Regions from separate parts of the Homo sapiens genome. Here region 2 is linked to region 1. A link is a contact called in ENCODE Hi-C or POLR2A ChIA-PET data. All regions are on one chromosome and are shown on one strand. Each heading gives the region's core, a stretch centred on a gene start or an enhancer-like site at or near the end of the contact. The rest is flanking DNA. Distances are from core to core; before and after follow the strand shown.

What was found. Hi-C counts contacts between places; a loop is a spot of excess contacts on that map. ChIA-PET counts read pairs that join two places held with the same protein, here RNA polymerase II (POLR2A). Pooled maps may share reads with other maps.
Region 2: a map of vagina shows a loop between it and region 1 (2.6-fold over the local background). The contact joins two enhancer-like sites. A Hi-C loop is called at or near these places in 9 of 168 maps with a recorded cell type or tissue (DLD1, HepG2, Right ventricle myocardium inferior and 6 more) and 5 of 50 pooled maps. POLR2A ChIA-PET finds 5 or more read pairs at or near these places in 4 of 52 experiments (MCF 10A, PC-9, T-cell and 1 more).

The regions. Positions count from the first base shown.
Region 1 is chr5:67,091,322-67,097,122 of GRCh38, reverse strand. MAST4 (microtubule associated serine/threonine kinase family member 4) reads right to left here. Exons shown (of 29, transcript NM_001164664.2): 7 at 1,448-1,526. Among named protein-coding and RNA genes, the nearest start is that of MAST4-AS1, 90 kb to the right of the region's middle. Within about 2 kb of position 1,527, at least 23 of the 41 ENCODE cell types and tissues checked have a DNase peak (open chromatin) inside an H3K27ac peak, as active enhancers do.
Region 2 is chr5:67,037,952-67,043,801 of GRCh38, reverse strand. All of the region lies in intron 4 of MAST4 (microtubule associated serine/threonine kinase family member 4), which reads right to left. Among named protein-coding and RNA genes, the nearest start is that of MAST4-AS1, 37 kb to the right of the region's middle. Within about 2 kb of position 4,406, at least 2 of the 41 ENCODE cell types and tissues checked have a DNase peak (open chromatin) inside an H3K27ac peak, as active enhancers do.

The sequences.
Region 1 (5,801 bases), core at 278-2,777:
TGCAAAAGAGAGACTTCTATGTCCAAGTTATAATAAAACTTGACTGAAGGCAATGCAAGGTGACAGAGTTGAAATAAAAAAAACAATTTGGAGTTAAAAGACACGTCTAAAATATTGGCCAATAACCACTGATAGTGACTGCCATAAGAATCAAGGATGACTTCACTATTATTTACTGACAATTTTATTCATTCATGCTATTCAGGATTTTTAAGCATCTTTTACTGATGCTGATATGCCTCTGAAACTACTTAAGGTTGTTAGGATGTTTCTAAAAATATGATCTAAATGGACAATAGACTCATATATCACAACAAAATGGAATAATGGATAGAAAAATAAATTACCTCTGCTCAATGAAATACCATAAAGAGATGGTAAAAATAACCCAACAGCTTTTAACAATTTGGTTTTAAAGGTACTCCAGAAAATCTACGTTATATTATTATACTTGGAATTCTGGAAATACATCAGTATAAGGCAGAGGTGATACCAGTTAGAATTTATCTATTTAACTGTAGTTTCTTGTCATTCAAGTGTTATTAAGTGGCTAAACCTATGTGCTTAATGGAGTGCTGGGGGCTATCAAAAATACAATAGATGGATATCCCTAAACAATAAACCAGAGATTTTGACAAAATGAGGCTCTAGGTCCACATTCCTTGCTGGTGCAAAGAGAGCCAGATCACTCCATATATTGAACACCTGCAATCTACTAGGCCCTTCTAAATGACCACCTTGTTTCTATAGCCCTGCAGATACAGTTATCCCACATGATCACTAACATAAACTAAAAAAACATACATCTAACCTACTGAGTTGTTTCCAGTAATTGCTAGGTCTCTTGTTGAAATGTTATAGTTTGGGGCAAGAGTATCCATTTTCCTCTATCCTATTTTCATAATTCCACTATGTCTTTATTTATCTTAACCTTCTTCTAAGTTGTTTTAATTCTTTCTTAAAAGAAAGTTCTTACCTAGAAGGCACAGACAAATTAAGACTTGCCTTTTTTTTTTCTTTGAAGGAGAAAGAAAACAAAACAAAACAAACCTCTATCTAAGCCACATAGGAAGAAAGACCCAGTCTATCGAAGTTCAATGGCATTTTTAGCATAATGTCACTGGCATGGAACCAAAGCAATAAAACTAGATTGTGTTTTTCCCCCCGAACTACACCAAATGTTATTAAAATGAAAGCTTCCAGTTTCCTCCAAACTTGTGATCCTGGAACTTACTCAATTTATGCACTACAGTTTAAAAGCTTGCAGCGAAAGTATGTCCTTTTTATTTTTGTCAGGCCATCATTTGATGTGTCACTTATTCAGAGTGGCAGACATGCAGAATTTATCTTCTCCTCCCTACCAGGAAACACCCAGAGAAAACACTGCCTGTGTAATAGCTCTGTTGTTGTGAGGAAGAGAAAAAAAAAAAAAAAGTCAGGCACTTACAGAGACCGTAGAGCTGGGTGTGTTTGTCCCATAGCCAGAGGAAGGGAGAGAAGCCAACGACCAGCGGCGTCCATCAGTCCTATTGAGAAAGTGAGTTTAGCTTAGGCCAACACTGGCGTACTGTCACATGGGAACCCCAGGGAAACTAAGTATTTTTAGTCAAACAAATGACACAAACATAGTCTGTGAGGATGTGGAAATGTTCAGCAAGGGTCAGGGTAAACAAACATTATACAGTAGGTTGACTTTTATTTAAACTGAATCAATACAACCAAACAAGTAGAAAGGGAATGGGTTGATCCATATTATTGATGTCTCACTAATATACTTTGACAAAATGAATACCAGGGATAATTACAATGGTCAGACTCAGCAGATTCAAATGAATAAGAACAGAAAGGCAGGAGGAAAACACTCTCATCTGGAAGCTGATAACCAGAGCAAATGATCTTTGGAAGGGGCTAACTTCCAGCATGGCACAAGGGCCTGTGGGGACTTTCTTTGCATCCGAAACACTTTCTGCTTATTATTTTCAAGGAACAGTTATACTCATCATGCTTAGGGAAGAAGGGATCATTAGGCTCATGGCTGGCTCAGGCCTGAAGTGTCAAATAACTTTAGCATTAAGTAAGTAACTGACCTTATGCTTAGAATCTCTTAAGAGTTACTGCCTTCGGACATGACCTGGCTTGTTACAGCAAAGCCTCCTGCAGAGTCTTTGAGCATGCAGCCCAGCTCTGGCCAGTCAACAGTGGGGGCAGAGTGAAACCTTCTCCACCAGTGATAGAACTTAATGCAAAGAGTAAAGTTGTTTGCCTCAGCCTTAGAGGCAAAGCTGGCAGGAGCCATGAAAAGGGTGGTTTTATCTTCAAGTGATGATAGAATGGGTGGTTTCTCAGTTGGAGTTTGGCTGTGGATAAGGGTCATTACAAGGGTCTCAGATGAGTGAATGCAGCAGTAGAAACAATACTGCTGCAAAGGGAAGGGGACAACAGAAAGCAAATTTTCTGAAATCTCTGGCATTCCAGAGCTATTACTTTAAACGCAAGACTGTGCCTTAAAAGCCACAGAACATTTTGAATGTTCTATGCAAATTTGTCAAGGGGCAAAAAAAAGGAAAAACACACTTTAAAAAAAGCAACATTGCATTTTTAGGTCAATAAGATTGCAGTGTCATATATGGACATTTTGTAATTCGTGTTATTACGTTTGTTATTATGTTAACTTGCCAAGTGACAAGAGTGGACAAAATTTACCAGGGATACATTCACAATAAATTGAAGTTAGGGAATTCAACAACATTAGGCTTGAATTTGAGAAACGTCACAGTTAGATGTTAACGTAAAAAACTGACATTTTAGCCTAAATTTATATTCGTAGGAAAATAAAATTATAGGCTGCCATGGGTGTAACCTCCAATAAATGCAAATGGTCCACAAAGACAAGACGGAAAAATTCAAGTGGACAAATCACAGAACTACTACAATGTTAAGATTTTAGTAAAATTTACCTGTCATTTCTGTACCATGATTGGAGTACAAATGAATCAAGTATGTTAAAAAAAAGAAGCAAAGTAAGATGTATGTAAATATACCAGATAAAAGAAATTGAGATAAATTATATGTTCTTTTGAAATACTTTTAAACAACTGAAAATGTTAATGATTTAAGAAGAAAGTAATTGTAATAACATGCTTACAAAGATACTTGATTATTAAATGGACACTGGTTGATATTATTTTATTTGGCTACTTATTAAACAGTTAAGAATCCATACCTGCACTATATATTTTAAACACCTCCAATTTGATAAAGTAAGAAAAGGATATGATTTTAAAAGAATTATTCAGTCCCTTTAATAGCAATTATCAGAAACTAGTCTCTGGAAAGAGTGAGGGACACAATTTCTCCCCACCATGATTTTGTTTTGTGATGCATTAACTCTCCTTCCCCTCAGTTATCAATGAACATATTTTAGATGAATGAGCAATTCCAAGAGAAGACATGTTCTTATTAGTTCTGAAGCATAAATTACATTTGCTTGCTCCAGAAAACACACAACTAGAAAGATGTTTAAACGAGAATGTGCTCAGTACTCTGTACAGCCAGGGACCAGAAATAATTTACAACTCATAAAGTTCCCTAAGTTGTCTGTGTCTATTTACTCAAATGGAGCACAAAGGACCACTGCATTTTCATCACCATGACAACTGCACATCAGAAGTTACTATACATGCTATCTACAGTACTTAAGAGAGAACATGCCCTTTTTTCAAGAAAGGTATCACACAAGTACAATCCTGCTAACAATGTTGTCTTTTCTTTGCAGTAGTTACCAACAAAATGTTATAGGAAGACAAGACTACATTCTTGCCAATGCAACAAGCCTTTTTTGAAAAGAGTCTTTTTCCTTGTGGGTGGGAATCTTGGTGTTACATTAAATGAAAAAGTAAGAAGGGAAAAACATCTGATGGGAACACGGGACACAAAAAAGATCAGCAAAAAAATAACAACCCTCATTTCAATACCACTCACAAAAATTTAGATTAATATGGTATACAACAAAGAAAGAATGAAAAGTTCCAGTATCAACCTGGCTATTCTAACTGTATGAAGAGGAAGTAGATTTATTGTTATAGTTACCTGGAGTGATACACCAAATATTCTAGTTGATGTTGGAACAAGTTGAACTATGCCAATATAGCTAAAATAACTAAAATCTACTCCAGAATTCTGAAGGTGTAACTGGGAGGTTACAATGATCAGACTCAGCAGATTCAAATGAATAAAAACAGAAAGGGAGCAGGAAAAACAGGATCATCTGGAAATGACAACCAGAGCCAATGATCTTTAGTAGGCCTGACTTCCAGCCCAGTACTCAACAATTGTCTGATGACCTGAACTCAGCAGGCAAGTTTGTTGTAGTAATTTGCTTGTGGAAATACACTTGGAGATTCAACCTAGTGCATAATAACTAGGGAACTAGGAGAGACTCACAGCATTTCTTGGAGGGCTCTATGTTTCCATCAAAAGTGAAAGCAGTCTGCAATACATAAACTTCCACAACTTCTGGGAAAGGCACGAGAGTATTTTTAACCTCCATTTTACCGCCAGGGAAAAAAGGATTAAGTAGGTCCACAATCAGGTGGATTGTAAATTAATACCACAATTAGCAATGTGAAAATGTGGCCTTCCTCCAGACAAAATCTATACTATGGTTCTCACTTTCATCTTTTATTTTACTTAATAGTAAAAAATTAATTCGATAATTTCACTCTCAAATCTGCATTTTAAAATATAGAAAGCAAGTCTGTGTCATTATACTTTCTAGTCTATACTTGGACTATTTTGTTACAAGGGATGGCTACTAGGGAAGTATTATCACATAAGGTAAGAAAGGTCAGAAAAGATTAATAAGCCAGACTTTTATCCCTTTACCCAAGACTACTTTTAAAAACAGAGCAATATTTCCTCAATTGGACTAAATTTTACAAAACAATAAAATGTGGGAGTCTCAAAATGACATTACTTCTTAAAGGCTCAGCAATGTGCACCAAATGGAAGGTAACAGAGGCCTAGGAGTGGAATCTCCATGTTGCCTGAGGAAAAATCAACTCTAAAATGGAGAGACATATCCCAGATGTTACATAAAAATACACCAATTTGAGTTTTCATAACACAGGGTTCTGTTTACTTGAATAACAATTTAAAATGATGATCACTCATGTCCTAAACTAAATTAATACTTTTTGAAGAGTGTGGAGGGAGTTCCATTCGGAAATTCATGCAAAATGAACTAGAGGTCTCCTGTGATAATCTCCTGTCACGGTTTATGGTTTATTTGTCAAAAATTAACATGCCTGGGGGGGTTATGTATTTTTTTAATAGCATGGAAACCAGATTCACGTGTCCTTGAGTCACCTATTTAATTATTAGATTCTCTCCATTTTTATAAATCTGCCAGGATTAAGATACCGTGATTTCTGTCATGTTTAAATGCACTCCATGAGATTTCCATTTTGCTTATTACTTATAATAATTAAATGCATTCTCCCCTTTATAGAGATATGTTTTAAAGACTATAGTAAACACTTGTTTATCAATTTTTATAGGATATTCTTTCCACTTGGAATAGTAGCACTATTATGAATTAATATTCACTGGGTAAACAGGCTTTCTGGGACCAGTACATTTTCTTACAGTACTAAATAAGCTGAAAAAAGAAAAGCTGGAGCTGGGGGTAAAAACAGTGTATGGGTCTCAATAAGTTCCCTGGAGATGATGTTTTTATCACTCTTGTATTGTCCCCATGGTGAGATACATAAAGGCATTTAACACATGATGGGAAACAACTA
Region 2 (5,850 bases), core at 3,157-5,656, 56 kb after region 1:
TAATGGTTTTCTAAACCTCTACTTTACAAGTGTGTGCTGGGGGTAGGGAAGATGTGTGTGACATAAACAAGTTGTTTTTTGTTTTTAACTTCCGTTTTTTGTACTCAATGTAAGTATATTAAATTCACAATTTGATATATCTTTTTCCAAGTAGCAGAAAAACCAAGTTCAAAGTCCTACTGTTAAAATTACTTTAATCAATTTAATTTAATGGCATTAGATTATTTTCAAATGGCCAGGGATAAGGAAGTAACTCTTGAAAAGACCTTAGACAGTGGTGGCAGTCCCAAGCCAGAGTTAATGCAATAACTTAAATCTAATGTTCCAATCTTCCTTTTTGGAAATAACACAGTAAAATTTTACTATTAACTTTTTTCTCCTGTACCTCATGTCCCAATTGCATTGCTTTTATGAAATGGTCATTGGCTTTAGAAAGCTTGATTGGGAGATGTCCTTATATCCAAAACTTATTTGAATATACACATAGCAACTAAATTATTATAATATAGTTTTACCCATTTCAGCCTTCTCTATACAGAAATTAAATCTCAGTTTAACTTGCTACCACTAGAACTATTTAATTTGGTGAATATATTTTAGTCTATAATTTAGCTACATAGCTAATCACTAACCAAAAAAATAAAAGGGTCTCTTCCTTCCTTCTGCTTCCGAGGACCCAAGGACCACTTCTTTTTGACCCACAAAAGGGAAGGGGGTTTACTTCCGTGACCACCAAATCTCCTTTTATGACATTCAACAGAAATTTATTTCAAGCCCAGAATGAACAGCATGACTATTTAACACCTCCCAGCTCTACAGCATTTGGCTTTTATATAGCAGTTTGGCATAACGTTCTGCCCACAAGTGAACTGTCCCTGATTTCATGTGCCTCCACAATCGGAACACAAACATACAAATATAAGAAACCGACACCAGAGCTCCACTTTGTTCTTTTTTGTGAGAAGTCATGTGGCAAAAAGCCAGTGTCTTTCTGTTCAGCATGTTTTGTTGCTAGCTGCTCCTAATTCAGTATCTTGCAAAATGACATTCTGTTAATGACATGAATGTCAAAGCTGTGATAATGGGCAGAAGTAGAAGAAAATGTTTCCTGAATGGAGAAGCAACAGGAAAACTGCCAAACGGATATTAAAATTAGTTGCGTGTTTATCCTATACTTTAGTGCTTGGTCCCTACTATTTGTTTCTAACACGAAAAGGGAAGTAGTCTCTAAGGAGCGAAGAATAGCCCACCTTGGTGAAAAGCGCGGAAAAAAAAAAAAAGAGGTCAAAGGAATGTTTTCCCTTAATTAACTTGACAGATGTCTTTTCTTTTCCTCATTTACATCCACTAATGTTTTCTTAGTCATTCTCTCATTTTGCAAAGATGAAATTGGCCACAAGGAACCAATTCTGTTGCTAAAGACAGGAGGACTGGGGAATTACCAGAAGACGCTGGTCTTTAAGATGCTCAGTATTCAGTCTGGGTAATGAGTGTTCCTTGCTGTTGTTATTTGTGGGGTAACAGAATTTTAGGTCTGGAAGACAACGAAGTGACTTGCCAACGTAGCACCACCAATTAGTGGCAAACAGAGCCTAAGAAGGGAGGTTAAGTGGCTCCCACAACCAGGGTACATTAGAAGGTAGAAATCTGCATGAGACATATGGATATACTTGACTACTTCTTATGTGAACATACAGTAACTGTTCTACAAAGGAAGAGACAGTTCTGTTTTAAATTAAATGGACTCAGTTTCTTAAGAGAATGCAGCCATGAAATACAAGGACTTGCCATTAGTAGATCTACTGTTGAATTCCAAACCCACTAAGCCTCAATTTACTGATCTGTAGAGCAGGGATAATAATATCAATAATCATGGCTAGGCACAGTGGCTCATGCCTGTAATCCCAGCACTTTGGGAGCCAAGGCAGGCAGATCACTTGAGGTCAGGAGTTTGAGACCAGCCTGGCCAACATGGCGAAACCTTGTCTATATTAAAAATACAAAAATTAGCTGGGTGTGGTGGCACAGGCCTGTAATTCCAGCTACTCAGGAGGCTGAGGCAGAAGGATCGCTTGAACCTGGGAGGCGGAGGTTGCAGTGAGCTGAGATCGCACCACTGCACTCCAGTTTGGGCAACAGAGCAAGACTTTGTCACAAAAAGCAAAAGAATATCAATGACCACAGAGGGCTATGTGGAGATTAACTGAGATAATTTATGTAAAGAAATTATGATAGTGCTGGCACACAGCAAGTGCTTTATAAATCTTGGCCATCAAAATAATTCTAGAGTACTTGATGTTGTGGAAGAAAAAAGAATAAAATAAAATATTTGGTCTTTATCCCTGGTATACATTCTCTCAGGCATATTCGTTTTCATACAAGAGGTTAGTTCTAGGGCAGCAAGGCTTGATGGTAAATGTAAACATTATCCTAGTTATAGAAAGAAGGTACCAGTAAGAAGTATAATTGGTGGGTTTCAGAAACACAGAAAAACAAAAGCTTCAGAACCACAAGTTCAAAGTATCCACTCAAACACTGGCCAATGGCTTCTAATTGTCAACATCAAGGTGGAGCAACATGCAAGGGACTGCACTCAACAGACTTCAGTGCTTTGGAACAACTGTCAAAACCGTGCACATCAGCCCAATCTTGCTCTGCTACCATGGTCCCCAGACAACCTTCTTATTAGCTTCATGGAGAGGTCTGCCCAAAAGTGATTAAAAATAATAATAATAACTGCTAACACTGACAAAGCGTTTAACACACTCCAAGCAATGGTTTAATTTTCATGACAATCCTATAAGGTAGGACTTATTTTTATCCACATCTTTATAGATGTGAAAATTGAAGAACTGAGAAGTTCAGTAACTTGTCCAAGATCACAGAACTAGTAAGTGGGAGAACCGGGATCTAAACCCAGGCAGTCTGCCTTCAGAACCTGTGTTTTTAACAATCTTGCTAGACTGTCTACAAAGCAGAGAATAAGACCTTTGAAGGGCCTAGGCCCAATAATGATTATATGTACACTTATAAATTAATATCTCACCATTCTGGTCATACATAGAAATCACATGAGCTTGGTAACTAGGAATCCACAGCTAAGAGATGGAGCTGGTACTTAGGATACCAACCAAACCAGACTTTTGAGTCTGTAGCATGAGGGTCAGGTACAAGAGATAGTTCAAGCTATGGAGCTTTACATCAGATTGTGAGGTTTTTCCGGAGGCAGTAAGTCTGACCCTGGTGGACAGACAGTCCAGTATCACCAAGTGGGGCATGAGTTTTATCCCAGGATACACTTGTGTACAGATTTTTCAGGCTCATGGTAGACAGGTGGGATGTGGACACGATATAGACGCTCCTTCCTCCACAGTGTATTCTCAAAGATCCATAGGTAGATGATCCAACATATGAATTACCCAGGTCAACCAGGCACTTCCTTCCTTATGCCTGCCCAAACCAACAGATCTAGCCAGACACAGCTCTCTGGAGAGAACTGTGTTTATGCATGCAGCAGATTTTTTTTTGTTCTATTGTTTTTTAGTGGATTTCAAAATCAAATCCATATTTCTGGATCATGCCTCTTTTTATATGACTTTTCTGGTTTCTTATTTCTAGATAACTCACTCTCAGTGTTCAAGAGAACCCAGAAATCAGATTTGTGATATGAAGCATCCTTGTATAGCACTGGCTTTGGGGAAAAGAAGAATTAATGCCCACATTGTAACATGCGTCAGAAAGCAAATTTGGCCAGCAAATCAGAATAAGATACACTGACTGCATTAGTGAGATAAGTTTATATTATATATATATACACACACATATATATATATATATATAAAATCTCAAAATAAAGCAAACTCAACAGTAAAAAATCTTATATTTACAAATCTTATAGCCTTGTAACCCCAAATTGTAGATTCTTCTGTTGCACTTATTCTTTCAAGATGTTATTCCTTTAGTCTGGTATCTTCCACCATTACTATCCTCCAAGAACTCCCTAGACTCTAAGAAAGCAGACAGGAGAGGGATCTGTGTGTAGAAAGAGGCCTCACTAAATTGTGTGGATTAGATTAAAACTATGGCAGGAGATGGGATGAGACACAGTGCTTCAGTTAATGAGGAAAAGTTTAACTGTGGTTTCAGTCACTTTCAGATCTCCTGCCTGCCTCTTATAGGTACGAACACTTGTTTCTCACAGGTCCAGCCTTCTGTTTAATGAGAGGAACTCATTCGTCCCTAGCCTGAGATTTGGTCCTTATCAGTAAGTACTCCAAGCTCCAGGATAACACATCAATTCCTCCTCACCATATTCACCAGACACCCAACCTAAACTCATTCTGCATTCCCTGCAGTGACTCAGAGAGTTCCTGTTCACTGTGTCCCTGGATTCCTGCTTATGAAAGCTATGGAATCCCTGACCTTCACATGGAAGTACTGCTAAGCAGAAATTCAATGGTATAGACAGATGGCACCCTACTGTGTCAACTTTCCATATTGAAAGGGATTGTGAATAATTCACCCACATGAAATTAAACTGCATATCAAGACCAGAATTAGGATGCCTCAACTTACTGAAAAGAAATCAACGGTACTATGAAAGAAATAAACATGAACTCTTCTATTGCTTACTTCCACTTATTATTTTTCTAAATAGACCCTAAATCCTATTGAAAGGGTAAAATACATCTGAAAACAACAATGCAGTTAAATCCATCTTGAAAATAAAACCTGTCGATAGCTACCAAGTGAGTCATTCCTTTGGCTTTGTGGTCATAACATATTTCCATTCAAGTATAATCATAAAATTGTGGAGCTCGTTTACATAAAAGAAACAGTGTTTTCTATGTCCTTAAATTAAAGATCTCTCTCCAGAGCCCTGGGTCTTAAGATACTAGCTTCAGTGACTATTTATTACAAAAGGCTGCAATGTTTTCTGAACTCACAAAAGTATATGGTAAGGAGCAAAACCACATTGTACTATTAGCTTGCCTCCTGGACAGTACACCAAAAATTTGATGCTATGTATTTCAAATAATAAGAAATCATTTTCATTTTATTTTTTAAAAAAAATCACATGAGCACCTATTTTTGTATCTAAATGTGTCAATATTTTAAAATAATGTATAAGAAGGGAGATGAGTGGTAAGCATGAGGTTATGCTGTCTTTCTACAAATTGAAGACTAGCACTTGGTGATAAACAGTTTCACAGGACAAAGTTAACTTCCACTCCACTCCATCAACACCATCATCAATTTGGTTTTCTTGTTTTAAGGTAACTTGTTTTTCTGATGTGTAAGTAGCCACGTTACTCCACCAAAAATCCCCTAACAGTTTTTAGAGTATCTTGCCCCATGCAGAGGACTGGTACCAGGGCCCAAGACAAGTGCTTACAAGGAGTTTGTAATCAGGAAGTCTAGGGAGGGTGACTTTTCCTTGCATTATTAAATAGATCCATTGTTCAGTTAAGTGACTTTGTATAACTGGGAGGACAAAAATAAATAATAAAAATCAGTCTACCTAAGATTTGACAAAATCTGTGTTAAAAAAAAAAAAAAAGAGAAACTAAAGGCAAAAATAAAGATAAAGCAGCATATAAAATCATCTAAACTAGAATTGCAACTGTTAGAGAAAGATTTCAATAGCCAGGTAGACAAAGTGTTCCCATCATAGGTTAAGGTGTTTTCTGAAATAAATGCTGTGGAAAGAGAAGATATTTAACAAAGAAGCAAATTTCTTTTTATCATTAAGAAATATGAAAAAGGTGGATGCAAGAGGTCTCTAGGAAGATTATTTAATGTGTCCATAATATATTGTTAAACAAAACATAATTCCACTTATGAAATTTT